Linked DNA regions of Homo sapiens: region 2 is linked to region 1. Evidence: chromatin loops called from intact Hi-C (ENCODE). Cell type or tissue: heart left ventricle. All regions are shown on one strand. Links, peaks and the distances in the headings refer to the core of each region. The heading gives the core; the rest is flanking DNA. Region 1 has its middle 36 kb from the start of LINC02654. Region 2 has its middle 32 kb from the start of C1QL3.

Evidence for each region. A loop is a pair of places that touch in the nucleus more often than their neighbours do. Peaks named below come from ENCODE experiments on the same cell type or tissue, not always from the same donor. Only the 100,000 strongest peaks of a DNase experiment are listed, where the experiment ranks them.
Region 2: a loop joins it to region 1, with 3 times the contacts of the local background. A loop is called at or near these places in 5 of 110 quality-filtered maps.

What each region holds. Positions count from the first base shown.
Region 1 is chr10:16,307,972-16,319,936 of GRCh38, reverse strand. No RefSeq gene overlaps it. Among named protein-coding and RNA genes, the nearest start is that of LINC02654, 36 kb to the right of the region's middle. In heart left ventricle, for the core only: no CTCF peak of the experiment used is centred there; no DNase peak of the experiment used is centred there.
Region 2 is chr10:16,548,289-16,560,253 of GRCh38, reverse strand. No RefSeq gene overlaps it. Among named protein-coding and RNA genes, the nearest start is that of C1QL3, 32 kb to the right of the region's middle. In heart left ventricle, for the core only: no CTCF peak of the experiment used is centred there; no DNase peak of the experiment used is centred there.

The DNA.
Region 1 (11,965 bases), core at 1,559-9,558:
TTGGATCTGACCCTCTAAGCAAATCCTAACTAGGAAGGTAAGTTGTGTTGCCTGTGTCAAAGTCCACAACTCTATCTCCTGTTCAGGGACAGACAAGATCCCTGGGTAGCACTCTGTTGAACTCAAGAGAAGGAAGAGGCCACAAAAAATGTCAAAGATGAGCAAAGAAGCATACATGTAATATCTATCATGTGGACATATTCTGTTACTGGCTCACAGACATGTCCTGATTGGTTATTAAGATCTTTAAGATTTGGGGGCAGCTGCATGATGAAAATGTAGGCGCTCTCAGCTTTCAGAGTGTTGTGGGGTTCTCTTCCCTGGGTCTTGAAAAGCAGAACAGATTTTCACCTTTTGGGTGTTCTTTGAGTTAGTCTCATCCTGCCTGAAATGCACACAGAGAAGAAAGAGTTTCAGGGTGGAGGAGATGAACTGAACACTTCGCAAACTACTGAGGACCACTGATTATATCCAATCTGGACAGAAAAGCCACCTTTTTCTGATACATGTACATAATGTCATGTGATGTGGGAGCAGTAGAAAAAAGTGATGCACAGTCTCCGGGGCTGTCAAGGAGGTAAGAAGCCAGATGGGGAGATGAGATGTGGACATGAATAGAGAGCAAGGCAGCGCCTGATAAGCGTCTGCTGAGACCAAAAGATGTGTTTTCTGTATCTTACTGTGTTTATTTATGGAAATCCCATTCATCCTATAAAGTCCATCCTCCACAAGGCTGCCTTTGATCATGCTGAGAAGTGATGTTTTCCCCTTTTGTATCTTTACCACTTGTAAGGAATTAAAACATTTGTGTGTGTATCTTAATTTCCCTCCTCAATGGAGACATTTCTGGAGGGAAGGGAGGAAAATTAGGTTTCTGGTTTTCTCTCTGTATCTATTTCATGTAACATCTTTAGTAGGAGTCCAATAACCTTATAAAATGAAAAAGTGAATACATTCTTATTTTGATTGATTGATTGTTATAGAGACAGGGTCTTACTATGTTGCCTGGGCCAGTCTTGAACTCCTGGTTTCAAGTGATCCTTCTGCCAGGGCCTCCCAAAGTGCTGAGATTGCAGCCGTGAGCCACTGTGCCTGGACAAATTTTTGTAAAATGAGTAAATAAGAGGCGTAATAAGCGTACAGAAGTGATTGCTTCTGCTTGAAATATTGAGGGAAGGTTTTATGGGAGAAGTTGTATTTGATTCCCTTTGGGGATCATTGTAAGGGTAGAGCCCTTGCTGACACATCAAGTTCATGGCACCAAAAAGTAAAAGATCTATAGCTCTGAAGAGACATCCATAAATATTGTCATGTTCCTTCTCTACCACCAACCCCCCAGCCCTAACACACACACACACACACACAAGAAGAGTGAGGATTTCTGACTTACAGTGTTTAGCACAGTGCCTAACACATGGAAGATGGTCAGTAAAAGTTGAATAAATGATTAAAATGCTTTGATGAAGAAATTCATCTCAACGATATATTGGCAATCAACAATCCTTCCTTTTAGAAAGAACAGATGGAGTTTTATTGAGACATATCTTATAGCACAAATATTTTCTAATTTTAATCCTGACAACAATGCTATGAGGCTGATATTATTCCTGTTTTTTGTTTGTTTGTTTGTTTTTTCCAAGACACGGTCTCATTCTGTCATCATCACCCAGAGTATGGTGGTGCAATCATGACTCACTGCATCCTCAAACTCCTGGGCTCAAGCAATCCTCCAGCCTCAGCCTCCCAATCAGCTGGGGCTACAGGCGTTTGTCACCACACCTGGCTAATTTTTTTATTTTTTTATTTTTTTATTTTTGTAGAAATGGGGTCTTGCTATATTGCCCAGGCTGGTCTTGAACTCCTGGTCTCAAGCAATCCTCCTACCTGGGCCTCCCAAACTGCTGGGATTACAGGCATGAGCCACTGTGCCTGGCTGCCTGCCATTTTTTTTTTAATAGGTAAAACCTTGGGTGAATTGCCCAGGTCACACAGTATATAAAGGACTGAAGATTCAGATTCAAATCTTACTTCTCATGATCCTTCCACTATGAGGAAGATGTGTCAATGACATAGGTATCTCTTCTTGCTTAGTTCATATTTTTACTGATTTATTTTTGAGACAGGGTATTGCTCTGTTGCCCATTCTGGAGTGGTGCATTCTCGGCTCACAGCAACCTCTGACTCCTGGGTTCAAGCAATTCTGCATCAGCCTCCTGAGTAGCTGGGATTACAGGCATGCACCGCCATGCCCAGAAAATTTTTGTATTTTTAGTAGAGATGGGGTTTTGCCATGTTGGGTATGCTGATCTCCAACTCCTGACCTCAAGTGATCCACCTGCCTCAGCCTCCCAAAGTGCTGGGATTACAGGCATGACCTACCACACCTGGTTCATATTTTAAATAGCACATCATCCTTACTTTTAACCTTGCCTACCATGAGTAACAATTTCTTTGGCACTACCTTAAGGTATTGTGATCTTTCTTTGAAGGCACTTAGGTTTCCCATCTTAAGCTAACCCTCTGGGCTTAGAGAAGTATTCATGAAATCTTTCCATCTTTTCCCCTGCATCATTTCAAACTTGTTTCATTTTTACATTAACACATCCTCTGGGATTACATATATATATAAATAAGATACACTAAATTCAGTGCTTCTCGTGCATCGTGATTGGCCAGACCAGATGGAGTGATTTGTGAACCAGAATTGAAAATCAAAACACAAGTGCTTTTTAAAGAGGTTGAAGTTGAGAAGCAACTGTTCATGGCAGACTTAGAGCTTTAATTCTAAGCGGGTTTGCGTTTGTTTTCAAGCTGTGTCTGACTATGGAATATTGGAACCTCCACCCTGGAGCTACTATATATGTATCTTGCATATACACTGCCCTTGACAAAGAGGGGAGTGTAGCTGGAGCTGAGTTGTGGAGTTTTACAGGGCAATGTGCCTGTTATTATCATAGGATGATAGAAGTGCCAGTTGTTTTGCTTTTGCTTTTGCAGCGCCTGTGTGCAGAAACCAAGAGCAGTGAAAAGTCCCTTTGCTGAATAGGTTCTGGGAGGCCCCCGAGGAACAAATTCTCAAGAGTAAGGCATGTTAATTTCCAGGTGCTTATTCTGAATTTGACTCCTTCTGCTTATTATCATTTAATCCTCAGGATAATCATATGAAATCAGCATTGCAATCCCGGTTTTGCAGAGGATACTGAAAGCATTAGGGTCACAACCAGTATACAGGGGAGCTGATTTAAAAATCAAGGCCGTGACTGCAAAGCACTTAATCTATTGCAATACCATTTCTGAATTTATACAAGGATTTTAGATTGACCAGAAGGCAGGTTTTTTCTGTCCCATAAAGCGGAGAAGGAAGGGCCTAGAATATGTCTCTAAGAGAGATCAGTTTCCTGAGATATATAAAGCTTGGTGGCTTCCAATGCTTGTTTGACTTTTCAGCAGGACCAGACAGAATATGTCATTCAGTAGGACAGTGTTGATGATGATGAAAGTTGTCTTTTTTTTTTTTTTGAGATGAAGTCTCATTCTGTTGCCCAAGCTGGAGTGCAGTGGTGCTATCTTGGCTCACTGCAACTTCCACCTCCTGGGTTCAAGTGATTCTACTGCCTCAGCCTCCCGAGTAGCTGGGACTACAGGCGCGCACCACCATGCCTGGCTAATTTTTTTTTTCTTTTTGTATTGTTAGTGGAGATGGGGTTTCACTGTGTTGGCCAGTCTGGTCTCAAACTCCTGACCTTGTGATCCACCTGCCTCGGCCTCCCAAAGTGCTGGGATTACAGGTGTGAGCCTGGAAAGCACTGTGGCATTATAGCTTATATATAGGATGCATTCACAGAGGCTTGGTGATTGACTTCTACTTTTTTTCCTAGCTATGTTACCTTAAGCAAATTATTCTGTCTACTTCTGTTTCTTCATAAGATGAGGCTAATACAGTCAATCCTCATTATTTCCTGATTGCATATTTGGGAATTTGCCTACTCAATAGTGGTTATTTATAATCCTTAAATCAATGCTTACAAGATTTTGTGGTCATTTGCAGTCATGTCCAGAGCAGCAAAAAATGTAAGTTGCCTGATATGTACATTCCTAGGTGAAATTGAACAAGGCCACAGTCTGCCTTCTTGCTTCGGCTCTCATACTGTGAGTATCCTTTTCAAGGTTTATTTAGTGTCAAGTTTTCACATTTTTATGCTTTTTTGATTGATTCTGCTGTTTAGTATGGCCCCCAAGCAGAGCCTTGATGAGCTCTCTATTGTTTCTCAGTACAAAGAGGCTGTGATGTGCCTTAGAGAGAGAATACATGTGTTAGATAAACCTCACTCAGAATTATGGTGGTGTTGGCCATGAGTTCAATGCTAATGAATCAACAAGATGGTACATCTAACAAAAGGGAGAGAAAATTGGCCTATCTATATGTGAGGCTGCTCTGCAAAGGGCTAAAGGAATATCTATAGCATGTGATGGGGCTATGGAAAAGATGGAAATGAGGCTAAATTTGTGGATTCATGAGATGAGTTTCAAAAACTTAACCCTATATGTTTCTATTAATGGTCAAAGGATTGCCCCCCCCAACCCCAATTAAAATTCTTCTCTCAGATTACAGTATTTTCTCTTAAAGAATCTATAGGCTGGCTGAGCTCTGTTGTTCAGGCCTGTAATCCCAGCCCTTTGGGAGGCAAAGGTAGGAGGATCACTTGAGGCCAGGAGTTTCAGACCAGCTTGAGCAAAATAGGAAGACCTTGTCTTTACAAAAAAAAATTAAAAATTTAGCCGGGCATGGTGGTGTGTGCCTGTAGTCCTTGCTACTCAGGAGGCTGAGGCAGGAGGATTGCTTTCGCTTGAGCCCAGGACTTCAAAGTTATCATGAGCTGTGATCACGCCACTGCACTCCAGCCTGGGGAACAAAGTGAGACCCTGTCTCTAAAGAAAACAACAGGCTGTGCCCAGTGGCTCACGCCTGTAATCCCAGCACTTTGGGAGGCCAAGGTGGGCAGATCACAAGGTCAGGAGATGGAGACCATCCTGGCTAACATGGTGAAACCCTGTCTCTATTAAAAATACAAAAAACAATTAGCCAGGCGTGGTGGCGGGTGCCTGTAGTCCCAGCTACTCGGGAGGCTGAGGCAGGAGAATGGCGTGAACACGGGAGGCGGAGCTTGCAGTGAGCTGAGATCGCGCCACTGCGCTCCAGCCTGAGTGACAGAGCGAGACTCCATCTCAAAAAAAATATATATACATATATATATGTATATATATACACATACATACATACATACATACATACATGTATATGCCACCAGAACAATTGAATTGATTGGACTAGTTATTCAATATCAGCAGAGAGTGGTCTTGGGGGAACAGATTACAGGAGAGGTAAATATTTTGGCAAATACCTGGACCACTGTTTCAGAGAGGACTGTCAATCACAGGGTGGTGATGGGGTTGGGGTACATTGCACAGCTGGAGAAATCCTGACACCTAGAGGGGGCAGGAGTGTTCTGAGAGCCTGCTACAGGTCAGGGGTCACATTTCAGGAGGTGAGGTGAGAACATACACATGGGTAACAAGACTTCCATAGGACAAACTTACTCACTTGCTTTATTTCCCAAGTTTGCCCAGAATTATCAAAGCTTAGAATAAATTATTTTATTGACATGCCTCAGAATGAAAATTCAGCCTATTTGGCTCAAAATAACAGTTGTGATTATTTAGAATCTGTGCTAAACACTATTTGTGTTTTTGCATCATCAAATTGCTTTAGAGTCATTCATTAAACAATTACTCGATTTGACATTGTGTCTCTTAGGGGAATGTTAAAAAAGAATGAAAAAGAACCTAATCCTCATTAAGAACTATTAGCCAAGTGTGACAAACTTTATTTTGTGTTACAGAAAACAGAGATGTCATTTGGTATTGAGTCAACATGAATGGGTTATGACATATTCCACTCTTTAAAATGTCCCGAGGCTGGTGGGATAAACGGAGGAGATCTGCAGATGGTATGCCAAGCAAAGGCGGCTAATGAACCTAGCATTGCTACATAGCAACGGCATTAGCATTTCATTTGTTGGAATGAATTATTTGAGTTTTTCACTTTTTGCCCTGATCTTTATGCAACGGTGTAACTAATGATGAAAAATGAACAAAGCCTTGAAAAATAGGACTTATTAACAAAGGTCACAAGACCTGAAATGATTAAATCTCCAAGAAGGCTGATGGAGTTATTGAGTCGGGATTTTTCAGTGCCCGAATGAGGACTGTCCAGGAGATAGTAACTAGCTGTTCTTTCTCTCTGTGGAATATATTAATAGATATCAAAGGATGTCAACTTGAACTACAATAGGAGTTATTGGGGTGAGTTATGAAAAAGAACTTCCTGCCTGTTTTTGCAGGAAAGGCTAAAACAATTTAGCAAGGAAGATGTGCAATATCATTCTTCTAAGAGTTTTTCCTGTCCCTTCTTCTAAATTAGAGTCAATTATCTTTGACCTGCAAGATGTAAGAACAGTCTGGTGTGAATATAGGGAACCAAATGATGTTCCAATGCCTCCATTTTCAGTAGGCTTGGTTGTTGTAGTCAATGTGGTGTGTTTGATGCTATATGAGTCTACTACTATTCTAAGACTGTATGGCATTATTCTTTTTATGAGAGATCTCAAATTAGAGGTTGAGGATGCAAAGATAACTATTGCCTTGGCCCTGAGGAATTCTTAAAGCATATCCATTTTCCTTGCCTCTACAAGTGCATTGTTGGCAAAAGCAACTTTATTTATATTTTCTTGCTCATTCCCTCCTTCCTTGTCCCCCTCCTTTTTTCTCCCTCCCTATTTCTAACCCATATAGAGTGGTTACTTGAGGGAATGGTTTTATGAATAAAGATTGTATCCTTTGCTCAGGAGCCTTGGTGTGTGATTATAGATTAAAGCTTTCATTTTGAAAGTCAGAGCAATATACAGCCATAAAAATAGCAATAGCAGAATTATTTTAATTATCACATGTGGAAGTTCCAGAAAGATTCAAGACAAATACAGCACTGTAGCTTGTAGGCTTCAAGAGCTAATTATTGAGAGTAGGGTATTAGAATATCTGATTATACTGTGGATGTCTAATTTCTTCTTGTACTCTAATTATACTGATGTTCATGCTGGGGCTGAACAACCACCTCGTGGAGAAAGCCATAGAGATTATTCCTGTGTCAGATATTGGGTTGCACCTGATTCTACACTTCTCACCATTCTTCTTTCTGTCTGTTTGGTTTTGTTTTAGATCCTATACTTACTCATTTCACCACACATAGGCCCCATGGCCTCTTAACTTTTCTTCACGAGAATTTACCATGTGGTTCTCACCTGTTCTTTCTAGGTGATCTAAAATAATTAGGCTCCATGCGATATTGGGGACATAATTACACTATGGGGTGTGGATCACTTGAGGTCAGGAGTTTGAGACCAGCCTGGCCAACATGGTGAAACCCCATCTCTACTAAAAATACAAAAATTAGCTGGGCATGGTGGTGTATGCCTGTAATCCCAGCTATTCGGGAGGCTGAGCACGAGAATCACTTGAACCTGGAGGTAGAGGTTGCAGTGAGCCGAGATTCTGCCACTGCACTCCAGCCTGGGTGATGGAGTGACACTCTGTCTCAAAAAAAATGTTTATTTAAAATCCAAAATTCAAAGTTAACTGGACCTCTGTCCTGTATTTTTATTTGCTAAATCTGAGAACTCTACATCGAGATGGTATTTTCATTAATTTGATGGTGTTAAATGTGATTATTTTGTAACAGCAAATGGATGGTGTCTGTTGGAACTCCATAGTAGTTAACATTGAAAAATTTCTAAAACACAGCTATATATGGTGGTGGTGTTTGAATATTAGTCTCCTCCAAATCTCATGTTGAATTTTGATCCTCAGTGTTGGAGGTGGGGCCTGGTAGGAGATGTTAGGATTTTGTTCACAGATCCTTTATAAAGGGTTTGGTGCTGTCCTTGCAGCATTGAGCAAATTCTCATTCTATTAGTTCCTGTGAGAATTGATTGTTAAAAAGAGCCTGGCACCTCCCTCCCTTGCTCTCTCACCATGTTATCTCTGTATGTGCTATCTCCGCTTTTCCTTCCACCATGAGTAGAAGCAACCTGAAGTCCTTACCAAAAGCATATGCTGGCGCCATGCTTCCTGTACAGCCTGCAGAACTGTGAGCTAAATGAATCTCTTTCCTTTATAAATTACTCAGCTCAGATGTTCCTTTATAGCAAATCAAATGGACTAAGACATGGGGCAGACTCAAACTTTGACTTAGACAGAGTTAATGGTTTAGGAATCAACAGAGCACTTTTGAGTGGAGAAGCCGAGTAAACTATGTTTTACTGGCTAACCAATGTGTGGGAGAATAAGATGGCACTGATCTGTAGTCCTGATCTGGACCATGGGTTTTTCTTGGTATAGTAGAAACTCTGTGATTGTGTTTGTTTAAAGTACTTTGTGACTGTATTTGTATTCACCTGTGAAAATGAAAAGAAAATAGTTCAAAAAGCAAGTGACTCTGTGAGCTAGAGTGAAGAGGTTGCCATGTTGATCATTAACTGCTCTTGCCTGGAGTGATACAGGTGATGTATATTTGAAATTTTGGTAAATATTCTGAGTGTTTTTGAGAAGAATGTGTATTCTGTTGTTTTTGAATACAGCATTCCATAAATGTCAGTTATGTCAAGTTTATTGGTAGCATTCAAGTCTACTATATTATTGTTTATTTTCTGTCTAGTTGTTCTAATAATTATTGAGAGAGAGGTGTTGAAAGATAAGATTCTAAGCTTGGCATTGTGGCTCACACCTGTAATCCCAGCACTTTGGGAGGCCAGGAGTTGAGACCAGCCTACGTAACATAACAAGACCCTATCTTTATAAAAAACAAAATAACAAAAACCAAACAAAAAATATATGATTATAATGTGGATTTCTATATTTCTTCTTGCATTTCTATCAGTAATTGCTTCATGTATTTTGAAGCTCTGTTATTAGGGAATCTAAACATTTAGGATTGCTATGTCTTCCTGTTGAACTGATCCTTTACCCTTTATCTTTTATGAAATGACTTTATCTCTCAAAATAATCTTGGCTCTGGGATCTACTTTGTCTCACATTACTGTAGCCACTTCAACTTTCTTTTTATTAGAGTCTTAGGCTATATCTTTTTCCATTTTCTAACTTTAAATCCATTTGTGTGTTTCTATTTGAAGTGTATTTCTTATAGGCAGCCTATAGTGCTGTCTTACCCAATATGACAATCTCTGCCTTTTAATTGGGTGTTTAGACCATTTACATGTAATGTTGTTATTATTGATATGATTATATTTGAGCTCATAATCTTGCTATTTGTTTTTTATTTATGTCATTTGTTCTTTGTTCCCCTTTTCCTCTTATTCTGCCTACGTTGGGATTAATTGAACATTATGTTCCATTTGATCTCCTCTGTTGACTTATTAACTGTAATTCTTTGTTTTATTGTTTTGGTATTTGCTTTAGGAATATGTCCAATTTAATAGAAGTCTCCTTGATGTAGCCGAGACACACTAAATATGCTCCCAGTTAGGGCCTTTGTTCTCTCTGTTCCTCCTTTTGGAAATGCTCTGTTTATGCTTATATCCACATGACTTCTTTACCCATTTATTGTAAATAGGTTTACATTGATATTTATACTGTAATTGATAATAACAATAATGATATTGTAAATATCAGTTTATCAAATATTTTTCGACTCCCCAAACCTGACCTGCCACTCTACCATTTACCCAGTTCATTTGTTCTTCATAGCCCTTATCTCAGGATTATTTGTTTGTTTATTGTCTCTTTCTTTCCATTGCCGTGTAAGTTTCATGAAAATGATGGACTGTATTTTGTCTACTCCTGAATTTCCAGTATGTAGGACAGTGTGTAACATATCAAACAAATATTTGTTGAATGAATGAATGAATGAATGAAGGTTTCAGAATTGGAGGGAGGACAGACATCTAGGTTAATGTCTAGGTTGATCTGCTGCCATATCTGATCACCTGAATGTGTTTGTCTGAACTAGTGGGATTGGGCATTGCCCTCTGTCAAGGTGCTGCTCTGTGTTTTTTTTTGGAGTTGCACACTTGTTAGAAAGGAAAATCATTTCTAGTCAGCAGAGGAACATTCACTGTTGAAATATACATGAGGAAAGGGTTTGCAGAATTTCTGTGCTCCTTCCTAGCTTCTACACTACGTGCTTCCCAACCCCCATCCCACTTTTCTGGCTTCATATTCACCCTCTTGATTACCTTTTTTTTTTTTTTTTTTTTTAAGATGGAGTCTTGTTTTGTTGCCCAGGCTGGAGTGCAGTGGCACAATCTCGGCTCACTGCAACCTCCGCCTCCTGGGTTCAAGTGATTCTCCCACCTCAGCCTCCGGAGCAGCTGGGATTACAGGTGTGTGCCACCACACCTAGCTAATTTTTGTATTTTTAGTAGAGACGGGATTTTGCCATGTTGGCCAGTCTGGTCTCAAACTCCTGACTTCAGATGATCCTCCTGCTTTGGCCTCCCAAAGTGCTGGGATTACAGGCATAAGCAACCACACCCGGCCTTCGATTACTTTTGTCACAAGTTTCTCAATACCTCAAGGCTCAGAACTTCAAAGGCATTTTTCAGAAAATGTATATAATAATGTGTGTAAGGGGAAGAGAAGAAGAGAAAGGAAGACATAATGATACAGCAAATAGGATAAGATGTGACATTTGAGAAATTTGGGTGAGGAGCTATGGAAATTATTTATAGTAATTTTTGCAACTTTTGTGTAAGTCTGAATTAAAGAAAGTAACTTTGAGCTTCATTGCTTCCATCCCTTCCTCCAGTCCCTATAGCCAATAGGGTCTCCACCTCCTGTTGTTTCAGTTTGACATTTGACTTTGTACCCAGCGCCTCATTTCATTTCCCTCTGGCCATACCCCACTTACTGTTCCCATTGCTCTCACATCCTCTTACCTAGACTCTTGCAATGATTCTGGAACTGGCCTCCTGAGTCAGTCACTCCTGGTTGCTGTTCACCCCACACATGCCTGCCTGGATGCTTGGGCTGAAATACAGATCTAATTATATCACTCCTCTGCTCAATTGCCTGTGCTGTTCCCTCGTTGCTGGCCCTTAGCTAGTAGCTTGATAGCTTTCCACAATTATCACCACACTCTCTGGTCGGACTTATTTCCCACTTTGCCCCTCTGTGTTTGTCTCACTTGATCCCTTGCCATTCTAGGAATGCACCCTCACTTTTCACTTTTCTCTTCTCTTTGCTGTCTCTCCCATCTCTCTTTTTTTTTTTTTTTTTCTCTCAGAGACAGGGTCTTCTTGCTCTGTTGCCCAAGCTCCGCAGTGCAGTGGCACGATCACGGCTCACTGTAGTCTCAACCTCCGCCGCTCAAGTGATCCTCCCACTTCAGCCTCCTGAGTAGCTGGGACTACAGGGATATACCACCACATCTGGGTAGTTTTTGTATTTTTTGTAGAGATGGGGTTTCGCTACATTACCCAAGCTGGTCTTGAACTCCTATGCTCAAGTGATCCACCCCTCCTGGCCTCCTAGAGTGCTGGGATTACAGGCAGGAGCTTCCACACCAGGCCCTCTTCCATCTCTTTCTGTCAAAGGTCTTCTCCAAAGGCTATCTCCTCTGCAAGCCTTCTCTCATCCCCTAGTAAACAGGAAATTTCTTATGAAGGTTGAGAGTCTCTAGTACTGAGATTTGTACCTTTATTATGGAGTTTACATTTCTGGCTTCACCTGGAAGCTGTGAAGACTTTGAGAGAAAGAAACTCATCTCATTCATCTTTGTATCTCTGTAAACGTAGAACACCTCTGCAACTTTACACATAAAGCTAATATTGCCCAGGTTTTCTTCTAGGGTTTTAACGGTTTTAGGTTTTACATTTAAGTCTTTAATCAATCT
Region 2 (11,965 bases), core at 2,121-10,120, 240 kb before region 1:
AAAAGGTTAGGAGTTTCTGTTTTCCTCTTGTATGTACCATAAACTGTACAACGTCTAGGGGATACAGTTGTGTGCATAGCAGATAAGGGTCTGTCCTCCCCGCATCAAGCTTCCAGCTTAGTTATTAATACTAGAGGGTTACACACTAGATTTACACCACAGAAATGGGCAAACCCTCCAAATCAGAGCTTCATTTCTCATTTGTTGATTTTCCAGGCTTTAAGTGATGGAGAAAATGTTAATCCTACACACACAACACAAAAACGTGTTGTGTGTGTAGCTGCTACGTTGCATACAGCACAGAAGCATGAGGCAGTATTCTAGTATTCAAAAATTATTGCCTGAGAGGATAAGAACACCAAAGGGGGAGAAATGACAGAATAGGAGGCAGAACTAATCTGCATCTCCCACTTCAAGGGACAGAGCAGTGTGTGGAGAGCTACATCTTGAACTTTTGCTCCAAGGACTAATGCAGGAACATACCAGGAAAGCTAAGAGAATCCACAGACCCTTTGAAGGAGGTGGACTGCTGCTGCAGGCTCCGTGGGACAACTGAGGAACTGTGAGTCCGCTTGCTTTCAGAGCTGGGAGGCTTGTATCCTGGGGCAAGTTCTCAGCCCTGCTCACTGGCTACCTGGAAATAAACTTGGTGCTGTTGGTGGGGCATGGTTGGAAAGAGAGGAGTCTGGCCTTTTGGCTGCAGGCTGTTTGAGAGCTAGGTGAGGCCTGTGTGTGGCTGCCTGCTTTTCCTCACTTCTTTGGTGACCTGTGTGATGCAGCAGAGACAGCCGTAATCCCCCTGGGAACATAACTCCATTGGCCTGGGAACCATATCCCCATCCCCTACGGCAGCCACAGCAAGCCCCACTCAAGGAGAGTCTGAGCTCAGACACGCCTATCCCTGCCCCCACCTGATGGTCTTTCTTTACCTCTCCTGATAGCCAAAGACAAAGGCCATTATCTCTTGGGAGCTCTAGGGCCCCCACTACCACCTGATCTTCCCTATGCTACCACAACTGATATGCTCTTGAAAGTGCCAGCTCCTGGCTGGAGGCCAACACAAAAGCAGAACACTTAACAAAAATACAACCAAGGACCCTCACAGAATCCACTTCACTGCCCTGCTACCTTCACCAGAGTAGCTACTGGTATCCATGCCTTACAGACCTGAAGATAGATCACATCACAGGATTCTTTGCATATGCTCCCCAGTACCAGCCCAGAGCCCTGTAGCTCTGCTGGGTGGCCAGATCCAAAAGAGAAATAATAATCACTGCAGTTTGGCTCTCAGAAGCCCCATCCATAAGGGAAAGGGGAGAGCAACACATCAAGGGGGCACTCTGTGGGACAAAAGAATCTGAACAGCAGCTCCTGAGTCCCAGATCTTCCCTCTGATATAGTCTACCCAAATGAGAAGGAACTAGGAAAACAATTCTGGTAATATGACAAAATAAGATTCTTTAACACCCCCAAAAGATCACACTAGCTCACCAGCAGTGGATCCAAACAAAGATGAAATCTCTGAATTGCCAGAAAAAGAATTCAGAAGGTCAATTATTAAGCCAATCAAAAAGGCACCAGAGAAAAGTGAAGTCCAACTTAAAGAAATTTAAAAAATGATACAGGATATGAATGGGAAAATCTCCAGTGTAATAGATAGCATAAATAAAAAAAAATCACAACTTCCGGAAAGCAAGGACACACTTAGAGAAATGCAAAAATCACTGGAAAGTCTCAGCAATAGAATGGAACAAGTAGAAGAAAGAACTTCAGAACTCAAAGACAAGGCTTTTGAATTAACCCAATCCAATAAAGACAAAGAAAAAAATAACTTTAAACAATGAGCAAAGCCTCCATAAGTATGAGATTATGTTAAATAACCAAACCTAAGAATAATTGGTGTTCCCTAGGAAGAAGAAAAATCTAAAAGTTTGGAAAACATATTTGAGAGAAAAATTGAGGAAAACTTCCCTGGCCTTGCTAGAGATCTAGACATCCATATAGTAGAAGCTCAAAGAGTGCCTGCGAAATTCATCACGAAAAGATCATCTCCTAGGCATATGGTCATCAGGTTATCTAAGGTCAAGAGAAAGGAAAAAGTCTTAAGTACTGTGAGGCAAAAGCATCAGGAACCTATAAAGGAAAACCTGTCAGATTAACAGCAGATTTCTCAGAAGAAACCTTACAAGCTAGAAGGGATTGGGGTCCTATCTTTAGCCTCCTTAAACAAACAAGTATGAGCCAATAATTTTGTATCCAGCAAAACTATGCTCCATAAAGAAAAGATAGTCTTTTTCAGACAAACAAATGCTGAGAGAATTCACCACTACCAAGCCAGCACTACAAGAACTACTAAAAGGAGCTCTAAATCTTGAAACAAATCCTTGAAATACACCAAAATAGAATCTCCTTAAAGCATAAATCTCACAGGACCCATAAAAAAAATACAATGAAAAAAAAAAAAAGAAAGAAACAGGATAGAGGCAACAAATAGCACAATGAATAGAATAGTACCTCACATCTCACTACTAACATTGACTGTAAATGATCTAAATGCTCCACTTAAAAGATACAGAATGGCAGAATGGATAAGAACTCACCAACCAAGTATCTGCTGTCTTCAGGAGACTCACCTGACACATAAGGACTCACATAAACTTAAGGTAAATGGGTGGAAAAAGATAGTCCATGCAAATGGACACCAAAATTGACCAGGAGTAGCTATTTTTATATCAGACCAACCTTAAAGGAACACCAGTTTAAAAAGACAAAGTGGGACATTATATATAATGATAAAAGGACTAGTCCAACAGGAAAACATCACAATCCTAAATACATATGCACCTAACACTGGAGCTCTAAAATTTATAAAACAATTACTATTAGACCTAAGAAATGAGATAGGCAGCAACACAATAATAGTGGGGGACTTTAATACTCCACTGACAGCACTAGACAGTCATCAAGACAGAAAGTCAACACAGAAACAATGGACTTAAACTATACCCTACAACAAATGGACTAAATAGATATTTACAGAATATTCTACCCAACTGCAGAATATACATTCTGTTCATCAGCACATGAAACATTCTCCAAGATAGACCATATGATAGGCCACAAAACAAGTCTCAACACATTTTTAAAAATCAAAATTATATCAAGTACTTTCTCAGACCACAGTGGAATAAAATTAGAAATCAACTCCAAAAGACACCCTCAAAACCATGCAAATACATGGAAATTAACCTGCTCCTGAAAATTGTTATGTCAACAATGAAATCCAGGGGGAAATTAAAAAATTCTTTGAACTGAATAGTGACACAACCTATTAAAACTTCTGGGATACGGCAAAAGTGGTGCTAAGAGTAAAGTTCATAGCATTAAATGCCTATATCAAAAAGTCTCAAAGAGCATAAATGAACAATCTAAGGTGACACCTCACGGAACTAGAGAAAGAAAAACCAAACTGAAACCCAGCAGAAGAAAAGAGATAACCAAGATCAGAGCAGAACTAAATGAAATTGAAATAAAAACAAAAGATAAATGAAACAAAAAGCTGGTTCTTTGAAAAGATAAATAAAATTGATAGACCATTAGTGAGATTAACCAAGAAAAGAGAGAAGATCCAAATAAGCTCAATTAGAAATGAAATGGGTGATATTATAACTGATACCACAGAAATACCAAAAATCATTCAAGGCTACTATGAATGTTCGCCTTTACATGCATAAATGAGAAAACCTAGAGGAGATGGATAAATTACTGGGAATATGCAACCCTCCTAGATTAAACCAGGAAGAAATAGAAACTCTGAACAGACCAATAACAAGCAGTGAGATTGAAATGGTAATTAATAAGTTACCAACAGCAACAAAGCAGCTCAGGACCAGGCAGATTCACAGCTGAATTCTATCAGACATTCAAAGAAGAATTGGTACCAATCCTATTGATGCTATTTCAAAAGATACAGAAAGAGAGAACCCTCCCTAAATCTATGAAGCAGTATCACCCTAATACCAAAAACAGGGAAGGACATAACAAAGAAAGAAAACCACAGACCAATATCCCTGATGAACATAAATGGAAAAATTCTTAACAAAATACTAGCCATCAGAATACAACAGCATATCAGAAAGATAATCTACCATGATCAAGTGGGTTTCATACCAGGGATACAGGGATGGTTTAACAACCACAATAAATGTGATACACCATGCAAACAGAATTAAAAACAAAAATCACATGATCATCTCCACAGATGCAGAAAAAGCATTTGACAAAATCCAGCATCGCTTTATGATTAAAATCCTCAGCAAAACTGGCATAGAAGGGACATACTTTAAGGTAATAAAAGCCACCTATGGCAAACCAACAGCCAGTATTATACTGAGTTGGGAAAAGTTGAAAGCAACCCCCTGAGAACTGGAACAAGACACAGATGCCCACTCTCACCACTTGGTACTGGAAGTCCTAGCCAGAGCAATCAAACAATAGAAAGAAATAAAGGGCATCCAAATTGGTAAAGAGGAAGTCAAAATGCCACTGTTTGCTTATGACATGATCGTATACCTAGAAAACCCCAAAGACTCATCCAAAAAGCTCTTAGAACTGGTAAATGAATTCAGCAAAGTTTCAGGATACAATATTAATGTGCACAAATCAGTACCTTTGCTATACACCAACAGCAACCAAGTCGAGAATCAAATCAAGAACTCAACTCCTTTTACAATAGCTGCAACAACAACAAAAATACTTAGGAATATACTTAATCAAGGAGGTCAAAGACCTCTGAAGGAAAACTACAAAACACTGCTGAAAGAAATCACAAATGATACAAACAAATGGAAACACATCCCATGCTCATGGATGGATAGAATCAATATTGTGAAAATGACCATACTGCCAAAAGCAATCTACAAATTCAATGCAATTCTTATCAAACTACCACCAGCCTTCTTCGCAGAACTAGAAAAAACAATCCTAACATTCATAGGGAACCAAAAAAGAGCCCACATGGCCAAAGCAAGACTAAGAAAAAAACAAACAAAAAACACACCAAATCTGGAGGCATTACCCAAATTCAAGCTATGCTATAAGGCCATAGTCACCAAAACACCATGGTACTAGTATAAAAATAGGAACAGTGGAACAGAATAGAGAGCGCAGATATAAAGCCAAACACTTACAGTCAACTGATCTCTGACAAAGCAAACCAAAACATAAAGTGGGAAAGGATACCCTATTCAACAAATGGTGCTGGGATAACTGGCAAGCCACATGTAGAATGAAACTGGATCCTCATCTCTCACCCTATACAAGAATCAACTCTAGCTAAATCAAAGATTTAAATCTAAGACCCGAAGCCATAACATTCTGGAAGATAACACTGGAAAATCCCTTCTGGAAATTGGCTTAGGCAAAGACTTCATGACCAAGAACCCAAAAGGAAATCCAACAAGAACAAAGATAGATGGGACTTAATTACACTACAAAGCTTCTGCACAGTGAAAGACATAATCAGCAAAATAAACAGGCAACCCATAGAGTGGGAGAAAATCTTCACAATCTATACACCTGACAAAGGACTAATGCCCAGAATCTACAAAGAACTCAAATCCGCAAGAACGAAACAATCCCATCAAAAAGTGGGCTAAGGATGGGAACAGATAATTCTCAAAAGAAGATATACAAATGGCTGACATGAAAAAATGCTCAACGTCACTAATGATCAGGGAAATGCAAATCAAAACCACAATGAGATACCACCTCACTCCCGCAAGAATGACCATAATAAAAAAAAAATACATGTTAGAGTGGATGTGGTGAAAAGCGAACACTTCTACACTGTTGGTGGAGTGTAAACTAGTACAACCTCTATGGGAAACAGCGTGAAAATTCCTTAAAGAATTAAATCTACTATTTGATCCAGCAATCCTACTCCTGGTTATCTACCCAGAGGAAAAGAAGTCAATGTACAAAAAAGATACTTGCACATGCATATTCATAGCCACACAATTCACACTTGCAAAAATAGGGAACTAGCCCAAATGCCCATCAGTCAATGAGTGCATAAAGAAAATGTGGTCTGTATGTATATATGTGTGTGTGTGTGTGTGTGTGTGTGGGCCATCTACCATGGCCCAAGGTAATACACACACACACACACACACACAAGCGTGCACACACACACCATGGAATACTACTCAGCTCTAAAAAGGAATGAAATAATGGCATTCACAGCAACCTGGATAGAATTGGAAACCATTATTCTAAGTGAAGTAACTCAGGAATAGAAAACCAAACATCGTACGTTCTCACTTATACGTGGGAGCTAAGTTATGAGCATGCAAAAACATAAGAATGATACAATGGGCTTTGCTGACTTGGGGAAAGGGTGGGAAGTGGGTGAGGGATAAAAGACTACACGTTGGTTACAGTGTACACTGCTTGTGTAATAGGTGCACCAGAATCTCAGAAATGGCCACTGAAGAACTTATTCATGTAACTGATCGCTACCCATTCCCCGAAAACCATTGAAATTAATAAAAAGTTATTACCTAAATCTGCAAAGGAGCCACTCATATCATTGACAAATGAGTGAAATCCCTATATACATTTCCTTTGTTGTTTTACTTTCCTTTTTTACTCATTAAGGAAAACATCAACCAACATTCATGTCAGAATTATGCTCCTTTGTCTTTCACACAGCACGGCCACAGATACAGGTATTCCTCAAAAGGCAACATTCTGAACAATCGGTTGGCTCACATTAGAATCCATTGTTGTTTCTGTCCACAGCATCATCATGATCTTGAAATGAAAAGACAGAAGGGCAAATGCTCTGCATTGCTTGTTGGTTTGTAACCAAACATCTACCATGGCCCAAGGTGAGTAATGGCAGGGGCTGAATAATGCAGCAGGGTTAGCAACACTGGGAAGACTGACCAGGATAAACTGTACAAAGTTTGGGAGACACGGCTGTGTGTAGAGCAGATACTCACATCCCCACATCAAGCTTCCAGCTTAGTGATTAATGCTAGAGGGTTACACACTAACATTTACACCATGGAAACGGGCAAACCCTCCAAATCAGAGCTTGATTTTTAAAATTTAAAATTTAATTTTTTTTTGAGATGGAGTCTCTCACCCAGGCTGGAGTGCAGTGGCGTGATCTCCGCTCACTGTAACTTCTACCTCCCAGGTTCAAGCGATTCTCCTTCCTCAGCCTCCCTAATAGCTGGGACTACAGGCATGCGCCACCATGCCTGGCTAATTTTTCTATTTTTAGTAGAAACAGGGTTTTACCATGTTGGCCAGGCTGGTCTCAAACTCCTGACCTCAGGTGATCCACCTGCCTTGGCTTTCCAAAGTGCTGGGATTACAGGTATGAGCCACTGTGCCTGGCCCAGAGCTTGATCAATTATTTGATTTTTTGAGGCTTAAGAGAGTGATAGAGAAAGTGTTAATCATGCCAATTAAACTAAAAACAAAAATTTTTTCAACTTGCATCTGAGAAGGTACCTCTAGTGAGCCTCCATCATGCGGGTTTACTCCTGGATCCTGATTGTGAGACCTACTGCATTGAATTGTTCTCTCCTCTTTTTGCCTAAGGCTACCATTGGGCTACTGATAGGTGTGGCAACAAGCTACACCTAAGGATTAAGTCAGCACTCATAAAACTGTGTTACCTCTGTGAGAAACAGGGCCCACCTAGGGCGCTAATCCACAGCCTAGGCTAACTGGCTCTTTAATACATATTCATACACAAATGTTAGATAAAGAGCTGGAATAGCAGCTCCACTTTTGTGGGTTGAGCCTTTGCATTTGAGCATCCCTTCCTCAACATTTTCCTGCAAACTCCAGCCATAAATGGCATATTATAAAAAGGGCGAGAAAGTTTATATTCTGTAACAGTCTAGGAATTCACTCCTTTGAGGAAGTATCTCTACTTTATACCAAGATGTGCCAGTGTGACCAAATGAATGGGTTTCTGAATAACTATGGATAAAATATGTGTTTGAATGACCAGGACACTCAGTATATGCTTGTTCTCAGTGCTTGCTAATTCTGGGCTTTGTAGATTTAGTGATGCCAAGTACCTATTGAATGCATGACATAACGGTAAAGGAGGAGGAAGTAGAGTTCTTCTTCAGAGTCCCTGGAACTGGATCAGCTCCTGGCCCAGAGGACCAAGCACACAAAGATTTGTGGCATCATGGATTAGATGGCAAAGCTGGATTTGGGATTCTCAATTAGGTCAATGATCTGTCTAGCAAAACGTTTAACATGTTGTTTTACTAAATGCAAGAACGCGTTTTCCTTTAGCAATTTATTAATGAGCTAAAAGCATTCTTAAAGTGGTGGAAGCTCACCAGATGTGCTTAGGGTCATTGTTTAACTAAAACAAAGTTATATATATACAGATTTATTCATGCACACATATATTAAAAGTGTCATATATATTTACATGCACGCAAAAAGAGGCATGCATGACTCATGGGATGCTCTTATGGTTGGGATCTAACCAGGAATCAGAAACCATTTGAGTTTTTAAAAAAGGAGGAGTTTAGGCCTGGTGCAGTGGCTCACGCCTGTAATCCCAGCACTTTGGGAAGCTGAGATGGGAGGATCACGAGATCAGGAGATGGAGACCATCCTGGCTAACATGGTGAAAACCCATCTCTACTAAAAGTACAAAAAAAAAAAATTAGCTGGGCGTGGTGGCTGGCCTGAAGTCCCAGCTACTCTGGAGGCTGAGGCAGGAGAATGGCGTGAACCTGGGAGGCGGAACCTGCAGTGAGCTGAGATCGTGCCACTGCACTCCATCCTGGGAGACAGAGCAAGACTCCGTATCAAAAAAAAAAAAAAATCAATTAAAGGGTTAAACTCATGCCTAGGTCGTAACACACTGTGCCAATTTACTGATTGGATTGTCCAGTTGCATGTCAGGGTCATTTTTTTTTTTTTTTTTTTTTTTTTTGAGACAGAGTCTCACTTTGTTGCCCAGGCTGGAGTGCAGTGGCTTGATCTCAACTCACTGCAACCTCTGCCTCCTGGGTTCAAGTGATTTTCCTGCCTTAGTCTCCCAAGCAGCTGGGATTACAGACACATGCCACCACACCCGGCTAATTCTTGTATTTTTAGTAGAAACGGGGTTTCACCATGTTGGCCAGGCCGGTCTCGAACTTCTGACCTCAGGTGATCTACCCACCTTGGCCTCCCAAACTGCTGGGATTACAGGCATGAGCCACCATGCCTGGCCAACAGCCAGCATTTTAAGTTGATCAAAGTAGATGTTTCTCCTCTTTTTCCTAACTCAGGCCCAGGAAGCTGTCCCTTCACATTGTGTGTGGCCAACTGAGACTGGAGACCATCTTAGACTGGATTAAGACCATCTCAGACTGGATTAAGGCTGTGATCAGTTTCTGCTGCTTCCCTGCTTTGCTCTTCTTTTTCCCTCCGTGTTGCTCAGTGCAGTTTCCAACACCTTCACAAAGGGGGCAGAGAAGTGACGAGCCTTAAAGAGGGGCATGGAGGGTAGGGCAGGAAACTTATTTGACCAGTGCTGTGGAAGCTTGGCTTCATGCTTTCTGGGCCTGGCAGATGTTTAATGCTTCCTTTCTCTTGTAGACATGTGTATGGGTTTCTTGGAGACGTTTCCAGGGTTGGGCATCTCCTACCTACAGTTCCCTTGTATTTGTCTGTTTTCACACTGCTATAAAGAACTACCTGAGGACAGGCACCATGGCTCACGCCGGTAATCCCAGCACTTTGGGGGCTAAGGTGGATGGATCACTTGAGGCCAGGAGTCTGAGACCAGTCTGGCCAACATGGCAAAACCTCGTATCTACTGAAAATACAGAAATTAGCCCAGTGTGGTAGCAAGTGCCTATAATCCCAGCTACTCGGGTGGCTGAGGCACAAGAATTGCTTAAACCCGGAATGGGGAGGCTGTGGTGAGCTGAGACTCGGTAATTTATAAAGAAAAGAGTTTTAATTGGCTCACAGTTCTGCATGACTGGAGAGGCCTCAGGAAACTTACAATCATGGCAGAAGGCAAAGGGGAAACAAGGCACGTCTTACATGGCAGCAGGAGATAGTAAGCACAAAGGTGCAAGTGCCACACTTCGAAACCATCAGATTTCATGAGATCCCACTATCACCAGAACACCAAGGGGGAAACTACCCCACGATCCAATCACCTCCCACCAGGTCCCTCCCCTGACACATGGGGATTACAATCTGAGATGAGATTTGGGTGAGACACAGAGCCAAACCACATCATCCCCTAATGAGGAAGAATGAATTTCTTTTCCCGCTGGTCTCTAAAAGGCTCCTTTCTCAGCCTCTGTGAATCTGCACTTCACCTCCAGCCTCTTTGCACTGAAGTTCCTTCACATTGTGTGTGGCCATCTCAGACTGGATTAAGACCAGCCCATCAGCACCCTCCCACATGATCCATTTCCAATCTGCAAGAAATCTTGTTGCATCCTTTGCTCCAGTAAACTCTCATGGAGCAGGGAGTGCCCAGCTCAACTGTTCCCCCTTCTACTAGCCAGCCTGCTTTCCACTCTCAGGAGTTGCAGTCAGACACTGGGCCGCTCGCTGGGCCCCACCGTGCCACTCTAACTGTGGGGTCCTGATGGAACTCCACTGGGCTTGAAGTACAGGGCAGAGCCTCTCCATCTGCTCCTTGGGTGGGGGTGGTAGAAGGGGACACCTAGCACCCTAATTGCTCCTTTTACTCCTTCAATGTGGGTAGGGGCTTTGGAATCTTATAATACTTTTTGGTTTTCTCTTTTAAAAACTTGCAGCTTGGCTTGGCACTCAACTAAGCAATATCATCTATTTTATCTCAGTGCATCAGTTGAAATTTATTTTTTCCAGATGGGGAATCTTAGAACTAAGGGAATCTCCCGATTGCATGAAGAGAACATGCCCACATCTTGAGAGAAACGGATGGATCTTCCAGTCTCTACTTTTTTCTCCCATACTGAAACTATCCCACATACAGCCCTGGGGATATCATTTGACTTTAGAGACTAGAATCCAACACCACACTCAACAACTTTCCCACCTATGCGGGAATTCTAATAAACTTAGTAACTCGGACAAATGTCTGTGAGCATTATAAAAATCACATTTCATCAGCAAGCTGTCAAAAGCAACTTTAGTTGACTTACAGCTCAAAAAAAAAAATCAACTTCATTTTCCCTGCAGCATTCATGTTATGCCTTGGTGTTTCAAAGATTTCTCATGTCTCAACATTGAAACATCCATCTTGACTAATGGCAAAATTATACCCACAGGGTTTTACAAAAGACAAAAATTTGTCCTCATTTTCTATCAGAGTATCTCCTACAATGTTTCAGTCCAGTATCTTTGAAATACCATGTTTCATCAACTGTATTTATCCTTATATAGCTGGTAGACCCCTTACAGTTTGTTTTCTTGTCTTGCTGATGCAACGGCATATGAAGGCATTTTGTATGTCACAAATTAAGAGGAAAATAGCAAAGTTGTATCAGGAGAAGAGAAACAAGTTGTTCACAGAACAAAACAAAAAGCCTACATAAACAAACTGCGCTTACTAAGTGGATATCATAAAATACATGATTTGTTAACCTAGGCACAAATCCCCCTTTCCAAACTTGGATTCTGCCATTGTCCTATACATTTATTGTCACTCACATGTCATATTTTCCCCAAATACCAATTTTCAATCGGAGTTCCCCAATTATAAACACATTTCTCTCTGCTTGGAATGACTTTCTCCTTTGTGGCCTGATATCCAGGGATTAATTCAAATGTCTGTTTCTCACGTTTGGGCAGAATCGGTTTTTCTATTCCTTGTAATCCCCTAGAACAGAGGTTGACAAACTACAGTCCTGTGGGTCAAATCCAGCTGACCACCTGTTTTTATAAAGTTTTATTGGAACACAGCCACCTCATTCATTTACAT